2 separate regions of the Homo sapiens genome follow, and region 2 is linked to region 1. The links are chromatin contacts, found by Hi-C in ENCODE. All regions are on one chromosome and are shown on one strand. Each heading gives the region's core, a stretch centred on a gene start or an enhancer-like site at or near the end of the contact. The rest is flanking DNA. Distances are from core to core; before and after follow the strand shown. Region 1 overlaps LOC105373485 (a long non-coding RNA gene). Region 2 overlaps LOC105373438 (a long non-coding RNA gene).

The links. Hi-C counts contacts between places; a loop is a spot of excess contacts on that map. Pooled maps may share reads with other maps.
Region 2: a map with no recorded cell type shows a loop between it and region 1 (6-fold over the local background). The contact joins two enhancer-like sites. A Hi-C loop is called at or near these places in 23 of 37 single-sample maps with no recorded cell type and 6 of 50 pooled maps.

The regions. Positions count from the first base shown.
Region 1 is chr2:13,520,336-13,525,921 of GRCh38, forward strand. LOC105373485 (a long non-coding RNA gene) reads right to left here. Exons shown (of 2, transcript XR_922814.3): 2 at 1-3,020. Among named protein-coding and RNA genes, the nearest start is that of MIR3125, 790 kb to the left of the region's middle. RefSeq lists enhancers at 2,248-3,447, 2,827-3,196. Within about 2 kb of position 3,021, at least 3 of the 41 ENCODE cell types and tissues checked have a DNase peak (open chromatin) inside an H3K27ac peak, as active enhancers do.
Region 2 is chr2:13,650,466-13,656,051 of GRCh38, forward strand. The region is part of intron 2 of LOC105373438 (a long non-coding RNA gene); the gene reads left to right. Among named protein-coding and RNA genes, the nearest start is that of LINC00276, 750 kb to the right of the region's middle. Within about 2 kb of position 2,651, at least 2 of the 41 ENCODE cell types and tissues checked have a DNase peak (open chromatin) inside an H3K27ac peak, as active enhancers do.

The DNA of each region.
Region 1 (5,586 bases), core at 1,771-4,270:
ACCATATAGGCTCTTTTAAATTGGCTTTGCTGAAACTTTCTTAAGGAATTTCAGATTAGGCTTTTATAAGTCTCCAGGCTAGGAAGCCAAGTCAAAGATTCACAATTAGAATGTGCCTGTAATACCTGTACAAATTGAATAAACTTCTCCCTTCTCAAGGTCCCCAAGATATCTTGAGTTTCCTGGGCCTGTTGGATATTGACATTCTTTACTTACTGCAAGGTCAGAATTTTTGAAAGGAACTATGTAGACAAAGTACCAGGTCAATCTCTCTGAGGACTTTTTATTGACTCTATAAAGTCAATCTTAATTTTTTAAAGCAGTCTGATAATATCCAAAAATATGCCATTTTGGTCATAGCCTTAGTATAATAATCAGTGTATCTTATTTTATGGTTACCATAAAATAAGATTATTAATAAATGGATTTTAAATTTTGGAGAAATAAGGTATAGAGAATGTTGTTCACAAATGTTATATTTCACCCAATTCTGTAAGCTATAAACAGCTCAAAAAAGTTTCATTTACTCTGCAAAACAAATATAAAAAGAATCAGCAATGTTTTAAACACAAAGTCCTAAAAAGCATTTCAGTCTTCTTTTTCTATCAGTTCAGTCCCACATAATAAATTCTCATTCTGCTTGATGTTGAGTTAGAAATCTTCATGAACACATCAGTTTATGGGAGTTCTTAAAGTCTTTACTTAGTCTAATAATACAATCTCCAAAGTTATTAGAAACCTGTATTCAAGAGTACTTGTCAGGGTTCATTCTCATGAATTGTCTTAAAAAAAAAAAAAGCAAATTTTGGACTGTTGTCAATTGTAAACCACTTTCTGAGAAGAATCCAAGTAAAACAATAATTTTCTATGAATGACAAAAGACTTAGACTAACCATGGTTAAAAACACAATTGACAAGGAAATTCTGTGGCGAATGACAGTGTAACATAATAACCATATTTGTGTCTGACAACATATGTTAACACATCATAATTTTAGGAATATCATACAATTTTGAAAGACAATAATACAATATATCTCCTCTAGAGATATACTATATTATTTTATTATTATTATTACTACTATTATTTGTGGTATCAAAAATAGTGAAAAAAGGATCAGAAGTGAAAAGAAACAAAAGAATAAGTCTTATAAGAGCCAATTTGGGGGCATGTTAAGCTTTCTAAAAGGCAAATGATGTTTTACATTTTTCTCAGCAAAAATTATGCCAACAAGATAGGAAGTAACCAGAGGGATCAAACACATTTAAAAAGAGTTTCAGTCAACGGAAAAAAATCCCCCAAAACAGGATCCAAAAGAAGAAAATGCAGAAAGCCCCTTTTATTCTTATTTTTAAAATTATAGCCTAAATGTCAGCTTTTAGTTAAGCTGACTTCTGACCATAGAGCTCTAAGAAAGAATCTTTTTAAATTTCTTATTACCAGATTTAATTCAAGACAAACAAACTACTCTGATTCAGTTTGTGTGGTGCAAAAACCAGCTTTTTTTTCCAATTGTGTGCACAAAGAATTATTTTCAACATAGCAAAGGATTCTTATTTTGGTTACTGCTGTTTATGATCGTCCCAGTGAAATGGCCTCATTGTGGAGTAACACCCAAGATCTGTTGTCTCACAGACACAGAAATCTAGGATGCAGATGCATAAAGTGTCAGGTTGAGAGTGGAAGTTTAATAGGCAAAAGAAAGAGAAGAGCTCTCTGTTGCAGACAGGGGTCCAGAAAAATGGGTTGCCGGATCCATGGTGAAATGCAAGGGGTTTTATAGATGCCTGGTGAGGAGGCAGTGTTTGATTTACACAGGGTGTGAAACATTGGTTGGACCAGGTGTGCCACTTGCATAGGTCATGAAAAACTGGTTGGGACTAGATGTGCCGTGTGCATAGGGTATGAATTTCTGGCCACCCCTACCATAATCTTTTATTATGCAGGCGGGTCTTCTGCCTGAGCTGTGCCATGTTGCCCGTTTCTTTACTCTACACATGGTAACAAGAAAAGGGAAGATGGAGCCTCCGTGTTGGACATGCCTGGCCCCCAGGTGGCCCTTTTCTATTGGTGCCTCTGCCAGCATTCGCCCGTGCAAGCTTCCTGCTTGATTATCTATGTTTGCAGCTCTATTTTTCAGGCTGCTCTTTGTTAGAAAAGCAATGATTTGGGGGGCTGCTTTTTGTTAGAAGGGAAGCTCTGCCAAGAACTCTGTTGCCCTCACTATCTGCCTAAATAATTTCTGCCTTCTGTATCACCAGGTTAGGTGGGTCCACTTTCCTAGGCCTTTACAAGAGGATACCCCACGAGTGTTATACATAAATCCAGCTGGTGTTTCTAAAAGGAATACTCTAATTTTGATGCTTGACTTCCCATAATTTAGGAACTTTTCAAAAGTGTCAAGCCTGGGAATGTATTTAGGGTGAAAGTGTAACTTATCTCAGACTGTCTCTAACTTCCAGGGAGCAATAGTGTGCTCAGTGTATGAGGACCAGACTTTCATAGTGTACCTGTTTGGAAGAGCAAAAAGAGGGAACACTTTTCGGTTAGAAACTAACAGGAATTGGTCTCAAATAAAAGGATAGGTCTGAATTTTTAAGCAGAAGAAACAGTTTTAATCTTAAAAGTAGGCCATATAAAACAAAACCATCCGTGTCTAACTGCCAATCCTTTGACCTGAACCTCTGCTGTGAGACAGAGGCAGAAAAACCTTGACCTAAGCCTCCAGTCCTGAGGCAGAGGTGGAAGAACCTTGATCTGAACCTCTCCTGTGAGACACAGCAGCAAAAAGACATTTTCTACAGAGCTCTTTACTTGGAGCTTGTGTCCAAAGACAGAGACCAAAGCCCTCTCTTAAAGAAAAGAGACAGTTTGAAAAACAGCCAAATAAAGTCTATATTTCAACCAAGGAGTGGGAGGTCCTAATTCTGGAGAACTTACCCAGAACACCCAGTGGGACTTCTGAAGATGCAGAGTTCGTGCTGGTATCAAGCACTGCTTTCAGGCAGAAACACCGCACCTGGTGGTGAGAATGAGTCACTCTGAATCCTGCTGACGATGCCAGATATGCCTATCTCAAAGGAACCTGCTGAGCTAAAATTAATCTATTACTAAGCAGAGTTTACTTGGGCCAAGTTTGAGGGCTGCAGCCCAAGAGCATAGATTCTATTTGTCCTGAATATACACTCTGATTAGCAACAGTAACAAGTGGATTTTAAAGGGAAAGAAAGAGTCAGTTCCTGAGGTTTTTACCGAGGATTTACATTAAAATAATATAAGCCATTGATTGGCTCAGCATTGTTCTTTGTATCATAAATTCTAAGAACATGAAGGTATTGAGTGAGGCAGTCAGGAACAAAATGACTTTAAACAATTTCCCCTAGGCATGGGTGTGGGGTGTGAGCATGACTGAATCCCATACCCACGTCTCTCTGGGTCTGCATACTTTGCAGATCTCAGACTGCTCTCAGCTATTTTCCTTTTCTCAAGTTTCACATTCTCAGTGTAGAATATTTTTGTCACAGGCTATTTTATATGTGGACATACAGAATAGGCGAAGGAACTTTTTAATACAATAAAAAATACACACAATGAAACTGGTAGTATGTATTTAACAAAAATCATATGGAAAATTAAGGTCATTTTAATAAATAAGTGACTTTGAGATGGGGGAGGGAATTCATGGGGTCTTATAAAGCCTGTAACATCCTAATGAGTTTGTCGCTTTGTTTTGGTTGCCTAATATCCATAAAACTCTCATAAATTTAAAAATCTATATATTAAAAATGTTTAATGAAGCAAAGGATGCAGAAAAGATTTTATTCTGTTACAGTCAGAAAAAGATGTCTTAGGCAGCTCAGGCTGCTATATCAAATACCATAGACTGGGTAGTTTAAACAACAATAATTTCATTTCTCACAGTTCTGGAGGTTAGAAGTCCAAGATGAACTCTGGAGGTTAGAAGCCCAGCAGGATCAGATTCTCTTCCTGGATTCTATCTGGCTGCCTTTTCATTGTCCTTACATGGTGGAGACAGTGATCAAGCTCTCTGGTGTCTCTTCTTATAAGGGCAACAATCTCATCATTAGGGCCCCACCCTTACAACCTCATCTACCAAAGGCTCTATCTCTGAATACTATCACATTTGGGGATTACAGCATCAACATATACATTTTTAGTGGACATAATTGAGTCCATAGTAGAGTGGCAATTTTAATTAAGCAAAAAATGCAGAGGAGACTATCTGTTACACTCAAAAAAGGGATTAATCCAGCATTCACTCCACAACAAACACAAAGTATGAAAAGTTGATGAATAAAGCATCCACACGTGAAAATTTTCAGTTTTCTTTTTTAAAGTTAAATGTAAAATCAGAAGTGAAACCAAGTTACAATTGTGGTGAACCCTGGAAGTAGCTCTGTTAATACCTGGGGAAAACCAGCTTGTTACTCCCAACTCATAGATTTATAGAGAAATAAATTATGGCTTAGAGAGATGTAACCCTGTTGAGATAAATAATGAGTTAGCAGCCAAGCTAGAGAAAGGATATAGCCCTCCGCGTTCCCACTGCTTTTCCCACCTCACTTTCCTAATAAGCCACTTACAAAACTGGATTCATGTGAAAATATATCCACTTGTTCTTCATTTTGATGTACTTCATAGTCAATGTCTTTCCTAATGATGTCAATCTAATTGAAAAGTTAAAAAAAAGAAAGCCAATATATAGGTGACTAATTTTATTGTTTTAATCCATGTTCTATATTCAAGATAAATGATAAATTGTGACATGCCTTCAGCTGTGCTGCAATGTCATTAATAAAAACGAAAGGAAGAGACAGAATAATAGGGTTGAAGACTCATAGATGTCTTATAGCAGTTAAGAAATGCTATTTTTAAACAACATTATATTGGCTCTACTGTCCTTAAATGTGTAAATTAAATCTTCCTGAAAACAGTTCATAGTAGACAAATGTTACAGGTAAATGCCATTCAGCGCTTAATCACTATTGGCAGATACGAGGTGTAACAGAGTCATACTGACACAGTAAATCAATGAGTAGTAATATTAATATGGAAATTCTTTGGTATTAATGACTTCAGTACCAAATAAGTCTAGAATTTATTTTCTCCCAGTATGCAGAATAAGAATTTGAAATGATTTCACACACACACACACACACACACACACACACACACACACACACATATATATATTTGGTATGTGCTAGCATGGTTTACAGTGAAGACATTGACAGGGTGAAAGAAAAAGGAAGGGTTTAAAGATGATACTGTATTTTTTTTCACATTAAGTAGGAAACAAGAATGGTTCAAAATTGGTCAACATAGTAGATATTGAATGGAATATAAATCAATGGAATTGTGGTAGAGTGAAAAAACGGCCACATTTTTTTCCCATCCATGTAGGTACGTTCTTCCCAATGTGACTTTGCGACTCCTCAAAAAAGAGGTGAAGTTTTTCTCTCCATCCTTAGAATCTCGGCATGGCCTTGCAAATTGCTTTGGTCAGAGGGCATTAGCAAGTATGATACAAGTAAAAACTTGAAAAGTGTTTGCTTACTGAGGGT
Region 2 (5,586 bases), core at 1,401-3,900, 130 kb after region 1:
TCCTGTCCTCTGTAGTAGTGCTATTCACTCTTAACTAGCTAATCAGAGATTTGGTCCTTCATATGTCTTTAGTAAAAAGTCTGAGGACAAGAAGCCTTAGAAAACAATGAAGAGTGTAGTTCCACATTTACTCACCCTTCAGGGATCCCAGATGATCCCCCAGAAAATGACACAGGATTCTTCTCCATCACTTTTGCCAGCCAGAAACACCTGGCCAGATGCTCCCTTGCTGCACCTCGGCCCAAGGCATCAAGGCAGGCAAAACCCTGCCAGTGTTTCTGTCACATGGTGTGTCTGCCCTCCTCCAGCAGAGGGCAGAGGGCCACGATGTTATAGCCTTTTCTATACACATATTCAGTGTGTCCCAAGCTCTTGTCTCATGTCCAAGAAAAATGAGGATATTCTGACTCAAAGAGTCAGGAGGGTAGAGAATAATTGTATTGATTGACAGAATAACTTTCAGCAGAGGGGAAATGGATGGTCCCCCACTCCCATGCTTGGGTGGTTTCTCCCCCAGGGTGGCTGAATCTGGGGTTTTTATAGGCACAGGATGGGGGAGGGGCGGGCTGTAGGTAATATGGGAAAAGGAAACATTTGATTCATCAAGCATTATTCAGAAAGAACCAACCAGGAAAGGGCAAGAAAACAGGAAAAGAAGTTCTCACTCTGTGTCACATTTTTCATCCAGAATGAACACTTGGGTGTTTCAGCCTTCTGGCTGTTTTTGGCTTGAAGGTGGTGGGGTTTCATTGCAGACCTGCCCATATCTGCCTAGGCATTTGTCTGCTTCCTGCCACTATGACCATTAAGACTCTCTTCTCTGTCCACTCTTTTGTCTCAAGGGAGACAGGCCTTCCTGGTGTGTAGGTGTTTATATTTCACAGGCCATCCCACACAGCTGTCAAGGGTTAATTCCTCTGTAAATCTTATTGGATTCATCACTTTTCATTTTCATCATATTATTATCACTTTTGCTTCTACAAAGCTTTTTTGTCAGCATCAAAAAAAAATTAGAAAAAGGTACATTAAGATGGGGAGATGTTAAGTGACTTGTTGGTTATTCAGCTAGTGGCAAAGCAATGGTTAGCACCCAATCCTGACTTTCTGAGACACTCATAATCCACAGAAATCCTAAACCTTTTGTCTACTACCAGGCATATAAACAGAACCTTACTGTTATCTCATAAATATGTACTATCATTTACAGTTTCATTATTAATTTTACTCTTCTCAAGTACCAAAACACCACCTCCCCCTGACAAATGAACTTATGCTTTTTATGTTCTACCTGTGAGTACTAGGATCATCAATCATATCTACAGCTTCCCCTCAGTTGATTTATGGATAGTTTGTATTTTCACTGTATCTGTCTCACACCTTTTTGAAAAGGGAACATTGTATGGCTACTTTTATGTGATTAACTCCTCCATCAATTTATGTGTCAATGATTGCCTTCCTGTAATGGATTCAATTTCTCTGTCCCCATTGTTTCTTTCTCACTAGAGAAGTTCTTTAAAATTCTATGAAAATGAAACTGTGCTAAATTAAAAATCTACTCATGATAATAGGAGACACTCAAAATTATGGGTTTCAGTTTCAGGCTTCTCACCATGTCCTCAGATTGTACTCCCTTTCTAGCCCTTCTGCAGCAAATAAACCTTTGCCATCAGTTCACCAAAAGCACTCATGAGAGGAAAAATGGCATATCACTAAATATAGAGTTCTTTGTCACTTCTTGATTTCAAATTTACAACTAATACTCAACACTTTAATTAAATCTTTCTTTTCTCTTCTTCCTAAAACATACATGCAAATTAAAAAAAAAATCTTGACCCTATTTCCTGTCTCTCTTACTCTTCTTCTGCCTTCTGTATGCACATGCAAGAAATCTATTTTCATCTGTTTTATTTCTCAGTTTTACATATGGGAATTCATCTTCTAGTCATCTAATATCAATAATTCCCAAATCTAGATCTCTAGTTTTATAGATAGTTTTATTTTGCATATTAATTTTTTCTGCTATCTGTTTAACAGCATATTCAAAAACTAACTCATTATCTCTTTATTATAAAATGCATTTTTCCTTTTACTATCATTATCTAAAAGTTCATTAATAATATGCTAGAATACTTTTTATTTTTAAAGCAAATGATCACTGAAATTGTCTTGCTCAGTATTACAATTTAAACAAATAATCAAATGATCATTGTGTGACTCATGAATAAGTCATCTCCATCAGCACATGGAATAAATAGTTGGAAACGTGGAAGAAGTGCAACATGAAGCAAAATACAAATTGAATCAATCAGGAAGCATTCAGAAAGCATTAAATAATCAGGCAGATGAGGGAGTAAATGGCAGGGGATAACTGCTTTTCTGACTTTGGCATGGCTGACCATTAGACCCTCTTATGAAGTGTAAATGGGACCCACTTATAGGTAGATAGGAATGAACCTACAGCCTGGATGGGTACATTCTCTTAATTATAGGCATAAAAAAGAAGAGTGTCTTGAATAAAAATTGTTTACAACAAATTATATAGGAAATACAGTGCTGTAGTAGATACCTCTGGTGCCTATGACATGCCCCCTCAGCCCACCTCAGATGCAGCCACAGCTGTTGTGAACTGTTATGAGGAGCTCAGACTCATTTCCTGCTGCCAATGACTCACCTAGTGTCAACTCCGCCCAACTTTCTGCATTCTGTTGCCAGGTCTTCTTCAGTGGCAATTTCATCTGGAAGGGCAGGGGCTTATCATCCTCAAGGCAACCTTTAACTAACAGTTACTGCAGACAGTGGGAAAAGGCATTAGCTTTTTAGGTGAACAATCTAAAAAGCATCCTCTATGATTGTCAGAAGTCTCATGCTGCCTACAGATGACATAACAATAATAGACCTTAAGTTAGCTTTTCCTCTTTTCCTGTCTCATGCTCTAAAATCTGTTATTCCATAGATCATCTCCCCAAAAAACATCTGTATGTATGCAAGTTCTTTTTTCTGTCCATTTTTGATAACCCTAAATTAAGACAAGCACATTTTGATATTTTTTTTTCCTAACTCGATAATAAATGTGTAATTACATTTATGCAAGAATTATTTTCTTCCAGGCTAACCCTGTTAATTTGTCTTTCAAATTCCCAAAATTTTATTTTTGTCTGTTCGTAGTCTTCAGCATGTGGATGAGAATGTGACATTTTTTCTTTAGTGCTCTTATTTAGTATATTTTGGTATTCGTTTATTCACTTGCTTCAGCAACAATCTTTAATTAACAAAAACCCTTAATTGAATTCCACAATATGCTTTAGTTTCCAACAATAGCCTCTGCAGTTGTTGATCAATCTCTTTCTCTCTGAACTGCAAGGCTTTTCACTGCACTTATGTGTCTTTTACAGATTGCATTTGTCTCTGTCATGATCAGTATATTGCTCAAGCAGTGGAAATAAGAAAAGAATTATAAATATTATCCAATGAGAGACTCACTTCTTCTGTGGCCTGAATGGAAAATGTACTCTCATTGTGTAGCACCATGCCTTTGTGTGTAAAAAATCAATAACTATTTCTTGGAAAGAGGATCATCTAGGTTCACCCCCTGGGCTCGGAAAAGGAAACTTAAGTTATTACACCTAATAAGCTCTGTGGGCTTAGATATGTAAATCTTCTCTTGCTCTCCACTTGTACATCTATACAATAACATTATCTTGGTGATTTTACGGTTGTCTCCAGCTAGAAAAATGTCTATGTACAAAAAAAATGCCTTTTTCTTTATATTATTTCCCTCTTTTATAGAAAACAAAGATTTTTGTTTAAACAACCTCTATTTTTACTGCTTTTTTTAAAAAATTATACTTTAAGTTTCAGGGTACATGTGCATAATGTGCAGGTTTGTTACATATGTATACATGTGCCATGTTGGTGTGCTGCACCCATTAACTCATCATTTAACATTAGGTATATCTCCTAATGCTATCCATCCCCCATCCACCTACCCCACAACAGGCCCCAGTGTGTGATGTTCCCCTTCCTGTGTCCATGTGTTCTCATTGTTCAATTCCCACCTATGAGGATGTTTTTGTCTTTCAACAATGGAACCTCCTCTTCATGTCCAGACACCAGGATAACTTTTTTCCAGCTAGTCCAAAGATCTGTTGTTGTTTCATAAAACCACACAGTGGCTCATAAACTAAGGCAGCTTGCTTGTAAAGATTTCAGCTAGATAAGCATCCTATTTGGCACCAACTATTCATCTCTCAAACTAGGTTTGTTTACCTAGTTTCCTATCTCAGCTATAACACCTATACTTAATTTCTAGTGAATGTTAATTTATATCTCACAGCCCAACCTGATGTATTATCTCAGCAGCTTGCCAGAATGAATTTTCAGTTTCTTTAACACATTGAATTAAATCTACTGTCACTGAGAAATTTACTTTTATTTAAACATGTATTACTATTAATATATCTCTTAGAATTTTCTGTTAGAGGTCACACTTATTGGACAGTTGCAAAAAACATAGAGGTTTAATACCAAACCAGACAAAGTTCAAATCCAAATTCCCACTTTTATTAACTCCATGAAATTTTATCTCTTTGAGTTTCTAATTATTTCCTGCAATACAGGTAAAATATTTACTCAGAAGGCTTAAAAATAAAATGATACAGTATTTATAAAACAAGTAACAAAAGACCTAGTACGTGACATGTCCTCAACAAATATTACTTCCTATAAAATAATAAATGTAGTCTAATTCCAAGGATTCCAAAAGATAAATACAATTGATTCACATCAGTTATAGGAGATCGAGAAATATGTCTTTGTCTTTGGAGCCATTGTATAGTAGGGAAAATAATGCAAGTCCTGCATTCAGAGGTAGAATCATTCCCCTGTTTGGCACATACTAGGTGCATGCCCACTGGCAAGTTGTATAGAGACAAATGCAATCTGTAAAAGACACATAAGTGCAGTGAAAAGCCTTGCAGTTCAGCAAGCCTTTATGTTTCTTGGTGAAATAGGTTCCTTATTATAGAACTGTTTTGAGGGGAACATTAGATCCAATAACAAACACAAAATGCCAAACAAAGTACCAGGCAGGGAGTTGATCCTCAAGCCACAGTAGCTAATAATAACTAAATAAGTTGTTAGCACCTTTCAATACAGATGAGTTTAAAAGTACGTCCTGTTGAAAGGCCAAGAGGTAGTTTACCTGTCAGCGTGTCTAAATATATTAGTGCAATATGGGCATTGTGCAAATGGATCCAAGATTGACTCCAGTCTTAAATACATTTCTTCCTTGTGAAAGAATTGTTTTTCAAATATACAGGCTTGTGTGTTGTTACAGAATGTTTCTCATATCTCTGAGGATATTTCTAAATTAATCAATTGGTATTGTTTGGGAAAAGATTAGATATATTTATCTTCTAGAGGACCCCTGTAATGTTTCAGTTTCCAACTTTATTAAACTAATGCCAATTCTATTTATCAACTTAAATGTCCTTTCTTCTAGGAAGTCTTCCCTTACTTAGGTGAGGTGTTCCTACTTTGGCTCTAGGGAAGTCTAGGGGAGCAAAGGTCACAGATGCCAGTGTCTAT